Regions from separate parts of the Homo sapiens genome. Here region 2 is linked to region 1. The links are chromatin contacts, found by Hi-C or POLR2A ChIA-PET in ENCODE. All regions are on one chromosome and are shown on one strand. Each heading gives the region's core, a stretch centred on a gene start or an enhancer-like site at or near the end of the contact. The rest is flanking DNA. Distances are from core to core; before and after follow the strand shown. Region 1 holds the start of CACNA1C (calcium voltage-gated channel subunit alpha1 C). Region 2 overlaps CACNA1C (calcium voltage-gated channel subunit alpha1 C).

Region 1 (2,700 bases), core at 75-2,574:
TGGGCGCGCTCGGGGTCAACAGCAGTGGAGAGGTGGGTGGGTGTAGGTGAGCGGCGGAGGAGGGAGGGAGAGAGGAAGAAGGGGACCTACAGAGGGGGAACCAGAGGGGCGCGCTGGGCTTCACATCTGCACCGCCGCCCCCACCCGCCACCTGGAGCGCGCCGCCCAGGGCAGGGGCGCCTGGACGAGAGTGGACGCCGGGCAGCGCGAGGGCGCCCCAGGGGCGGCCGTGGGCGCCGGGCTCTGCCGGCGCAGGGTGCGCGCGCGCGCGCTCCCAGCCGCGCCCCGAGCCGGGCGAGGGACCCCGGGCCTCTGGGCTCCGCGGCGCCGGCGCCCTCTGCCCCCCGCGCGGCTGGCCAGGCAGCCGGGCTCTCCAGGCGGACGCGAGAAAGCGAGGCGGCGGCAGCCACTTGGGGAACTTTTCCCCCCTCGCCTGGAATTTCACAGGAAACACATGCTCTGGAGAAGCTGGGGCCCGGAGGGGGAGGGGCGGGAATTTTCCGCTCCGTCTCGCGCGGCGGTTCGGGCCCCGGTCCCGCCGGGCTCCCGGGCGCTCCGACGAGGCGGAGGCGCCCCTCGCGGACGCGGCCCCGGGCCACTCCGCAGGGACCGGCCCCGGGGCCGCGGGGAGCGCGGGTAGGGCAGGAACCCGGTGGAAAAGGCAGGGAGCCCCGGCGAGGCGGCGGGGTCCAGCCTTACCTTGGTGGTTTTCCTCTGGAATGTACATCCTCGTATTCTCATTGACCATGGACCAAAAATGGTTTTAATAGGAGGAGCAGCCACGAAGAGGAAGAAATGTGAAAACACCCCCCGGCGGGTCTGGATTAATCCCTCCTCCGAGGCCGGCGGCTTTCGCGCAAGATTCGAGGAAGCCGTGGTCTGCAGCGTTTCTTCTTCCCCGCCGACGATTACCTGATTCCCATTATGGCATCAAACCCCAAAAACTGCTCCTTTCCACTACTGCCTCCTCGAGTGAAACTGTAACGCATCCTCAGTACATCCGGGCCCCTTCCAAGAACTGAGCACCGCACCTCCGGCGGCTACACCATTTGAAAAAATAAATCGGGAGAGGCAGGGCGAGAAGAGGCGGAGAGGAGGGGCGGGGGGCGCGCGGGGCCCGCCTGGGCCGGCAGGGGCCGAGGCGCCTCTGCCCACTCCCAGCGAGTCCTCCTGAGGCCCCTGCCCGGCTCTCTGCTGTCAAAGGGAGCCGGCAACTCCTGGGCGCGGAGGCAGGAAGAGCCGCCGCCGCCGCTCCGGGCCCGCCGCGCCGCGCCGAGCGCCGCTCTGGCAGGAGCTGTTTCTGCAGAGGCAGCGAGAGGGAGACACCGGGCGCGCGAGAGCGCCGCGCTCACTCCCCCCGGCCCAGCCCCGCCGCGCCCGCGCCCGCCCCTGCCCGCGCCGCCCGCCCGCCCGCCCGGCGCGCCGGAGGCAGACGCGCTGAACGCTTCCAGATGTGGCTGCGGCGGCGCGCAGGGAGCCGGGCGCACGGCGCGGGGCGCACGGCGGCGGACTGGAGCCCGAAGTCGGGCCCCCTCCCGGCGCCCGCGGCAGCGCCGCCCGAGCGAGCCCTCCGCCCGCATGACGTCAAAGGGAGCGGGCCCCGGCCGCCGGCGGGCGAGGGGCGGCGTGAGGAGCCCCCGGGGAGGCCGGGGCGCGCGGCGCACCCGGGCGCCAGCCGCGGTGGCCGCGGTGGCCGCGGCGCGGACACACCCCCTCGCGCCCCGCCGGCGGCGTCGCGCCCCCCGCGCCGGCCTGCAGCCCCCCGCCCGCGTTCTCTCCTCCGCTGCGGCGGCGCGTCCCTGCTGGGCCGGCCACGCCGGGAAGGCCTCTGTGAGCGGAATTCCAAGGAGGAGGAATACAATTTGCCCGACTACCAGAGTCTCGTTTCGGATCGGGCCACTGAACAAAACGGCAAGATGAGCCGTGATTCCGTGATTCTGTTTGATCAATTATAATCAGAGCGGTTGTAGAAGTGACAGATAGAGGAGGGGAGGGGAAGCGGGAGGGGCAGCGAGGCGGAGCCTGGTAGGCGAGGCAGCGGTGCCCAGATGTCTGAACAGATTCCTAGACCCAGGTTTAATAATTCCTTGGAGGCAGCCGAGCACGTGTTCTACTAGGATATCCTTACCTACTTCTCTTAATTATTTCTGCAACTCCGGCAGGAATCTATCCAGCACCTCTCCTTCCCGGAGAAGCAAACACTTCCCTCCATCACTCCCTGCAACCACAGCAAGTTCCACGGCACCCCCTGCAGGACCGGGCTCCCCTCCAGTGGGGCTTCGTGATCCCTTTCAGGGGGGCCTACAACTCCCTCTTGGGGAAAACCTCTACCTGCCTCCACATAAGACCTCCTCGCCTCCACATCCACCCTCATTCCCTGGGTGACCCTAACCATTCCCGTGGCTTTCAGCAGCTGTCTATATCAAATGTCTATCTCCAGCCCAGACCTCTCTCCTGAATTCCAGACTACAGCTGACTCCGTCTGATAGACATTTCAAGCCTAATACATCCAAACACTGGATTCCTGATCTCTTCAAAGCCTGCTCCTCCTCACACAGCCTTCCCCATCGCAGTCGATGACCATCCCATACTTCTAGTTGCTCAGTTCAAAATCCTGGAGTCACTCTTGACTCCTTTCTCTCATCATTCCACGTCTAGTCCATCAGGAGATCCTGTTGACCCTACCTTCAGGTGAATTCA
Region 2 (2,700 bases), core at 86-2,585, 160 kb before region 1:
CCCGGACACATATGTATCTGGTTGGAGTCCTGCAATGACACTCTGAGGTAGGTACTATTACTATCCTTATTTACAAGTGAGAAGTGGAGTCACAGAGGGGTCGAGCAAGTTACCCACATCATAGAAATGGTGAGCAGGAGCCCAGAGCACTTCACATGAACCCCTCCTCAGCAGCGCCAACTTAAGGACCATCCAATTTCAGATATGCGCTGCTTTAGAGATGGACAAACTGAGGCACAAGGAGGCTGGAGCAGACTCTGCCTGCTCTTCCTCACAATTATTGTAATGCTGCAAAGGCACCCTTGAGGGACAGATGTCAGAGAAGCAAGACAAGAAGCTATGGTGGTGTTACTGACTCTCAGCCTAAGAGCTGAAGGTGCAGGTCTTCCCTCCCCAATGTGAGCGCCAGTTCCAGCCACAAATCTCCTCTCCCAAACTCGCGATTCAGCCCTGCTGATCAACTGCAGAGAAGGTGCTGTAAAAACCGGCTCAAATCTTGAGGTGCCCTAGACATGAGAAAATGGGCTACAGCTACCGCTTAAAAATGTGGACGGATGGACTGCGGGAGGAGGGGCAGTGCGAGAGCAGCAGCCCATCCGTGAAGAGAGGAGAAGCTGGGAATGTGTAAGCAGAGCCATAAATCCCTTGTCAACGCTGCCTCCGTGCCTTCCCTCTGTGGACGGGGCCCGGGGCCTGGGAGGCCTGCAGAGGGGAAGGAAGCCTAGCGTTTAGCCTCTGATGGCCAGAAAGATAGCTCCACACGGTGTCTGTCAGAGCACCAGGAGAGCAGACACACTGAGAGTTTCACTCATTAACATCGGTGTTGCCATGACAATAAGCTGTTGCCAGGTAGCAGCGAACTAGGAGAAGAGTGAGAATTAGCAAAGCCTAAAAATAAAGCTGTTATGTTTCTTCCCCCGTCTAGATGTCCATGTGTAACAGGCAATAATCTCGCCGCCTCCTCCTCACCCCAGCCCTGGAAGACCACATGGGACAGACAGGGCCCTGCACAGAAGGGGAAGGTCACCTCTCCAAGGGAGGCAGAGAAAATAGTACCCGAAGATAGTGGTGGCCAAAATCTGAAGGCCAGCAACAAGCAGCACCAGAGAAAGCTCAAAGTAAAAAAATCCCTGGGAGGGATTTTTCCTTCCCTTAGGAAGTAGCTGACCTGAAGCGTTAACCTCAGTTCCAGATTGGAGCAGGGCCCTTCCAGGCTGTCAGATGCCCGTCCAGCTCCTTGGCTCTGAAAGAATGGGAAATGGCAGGCGCTGGCTCCTGACTGACTTTTCTCCTGGAAAATATTTAGCCGGGCCCCAGCCCCAGAGGCATCTGTGGGAGTCAGGAGCCTAGACTGGGCACATGGGCAGTTCCTGGTTGCTTTTATAAGCATGCTACCGCCAGAGGAGCCACTGTGATAACAATTCCAAACAAGAGGATATTTTAACAATCAACATCACTGAGCAATGTGTTAATATCTCCAAGGGACATGCAATAGAATTATTTTCAGGATCTTCCAGTTTGGCTCTGATGTCAGAGGAGAAAATGCATGGTGTCCAGTTCTGTGCTTCCTTTGTCCATCCCTCCCACCAGACTGTAAGCTCCATGAAGGCAGAAACCATGTCTAACTAGTCACCCTCATGACCGCAGCACCTGCTGTCACACCAGACACTTAGTCAGTGTGCAATAAATACACAGAGGAAAGAGGAAGTGGGGAAGGGGCAACTGACTCAATCATAACAGAGTCAACATTCTAGATAAAACAGTAAATATATTAACAGTAAAAATACCTGGCCTAAATAAAATACATACCTTTCTAAAATTATAAGCTCTGCATTCTAAGGACTGAATCCTATTCCTGATCTAACTCTCTATTCTCAAAAAATAAGTTAGCAAGTATGCAGGTGTCATGCTTTAAGCAGATCAGATTAGTTGAAATCCAGAATTTTGGGGCAATGATTTCCTTTATAAGCAACCGTAAGATTTCCTCAAACACAGAACCTGCATGATCTCTCTAAAGTAAAATTGTTTAATTCAGATAATATGTAATAATCTGGATCTATACATTGAATGAAGCTAGCGGCAACCACTGGATTCCCGGTTTCTTTCCTTGCAACCACACTTACCTTTGAGTTCTCTCTACCACAGGCTGATGAGTGCTCAGGAAATGTAAACAGTGGCTAATTTTGCTATCAGTGCAAGAAACACACATTTAGGAAACAAAATTCATTCTTTGTTTCACCATCACCCCATAAAAACATATAACCTGGAACAAAATATTAATAATTTCTTGGTTCTTTAACTGCTCTGGATTACCCAGCCATTGATCCAAATACCAGCTCCTGCCTCTAGGCCTCCAAGCTTGTGTAAATAACGTAAAGGTAGCAGAAAGAGGCCGGGCGCGGTGGCTCATGCCTATAATCCCAGCACGTTGGGAGGCTGAGGCGGGTGGATCACCTGAGGTCAGGAGTTCAAGACCAGCCTGGCCAACATGGTGAAACCCCATCTCTACTAAAAATACAAAAAAATTAGCCGGGAGTGGTGGTGGGCGCCTGGAGTCCCAGCTACTCGGGAGGCTGAGGCAGGAGAATCGCTTGAACCTGGAAGGCGGAGGTTGCAGTGAGCCGAGACCATGCCATTGCACTCTAGCCTGGGAGAAAAGAGCAAGACTCTGTCTCAAAAAAAAAAAAAAAAAAAAAGCAG

The links. Hi-C counts contacts between places; a loop is a spot of excess contacts on that map. ChIA-PET counts read pairs that join two places held with the same protein, here RNA polymerase II (POLR2A). Pooled maps may share reads with other maps.
Region 2: a loop to region 1 is called in a map of heart right ventricle, with 2.2 times the contacts of the local background. The contact joins the enhancer-like site here to the promoter of CACNA1C in region 1. A Hi-C loop is called at or near these places in 1 of 168 maps with a recorded cell type or tissue (heart right ventricle) and 2 of 50 pooled maps. POLR2A ChIA-PET finds 5 or more read pairs at or near these places in 1 of 52 experiments (A673).

Annotation. Positions count from the first base shown.
Region 1 is chr12:2,051,611-2,054,310 of GRCh38, reverse strand. It overlaps CACNA1C (calcium voltage-gated channel subunit alpha1 C), which reads right to left and starts at 1,324. Exons shown (of 47, transcript NM_000719.7): 1 at 700-1,324. The coding sequence starts at 748.
Region 2 is chr12:2,211,711-2,214,410 of GRCh38, reverse strand. All of the region lies in intron 3 of CACNA1C (calcium voltage-gated channel subunit alpha1 C), which reads right to left. Among named protein-coding and RNA genes, the nearest start is that of CACNA1C-AS4, 10 kb to the left of the region's middle. Within about 2 kb of position 1,335, at least 5 of the 41 ENCODE cell types and tissues checked have a DNase peak (open chromatin) inside an H3K27ac peak, as active enhancers do.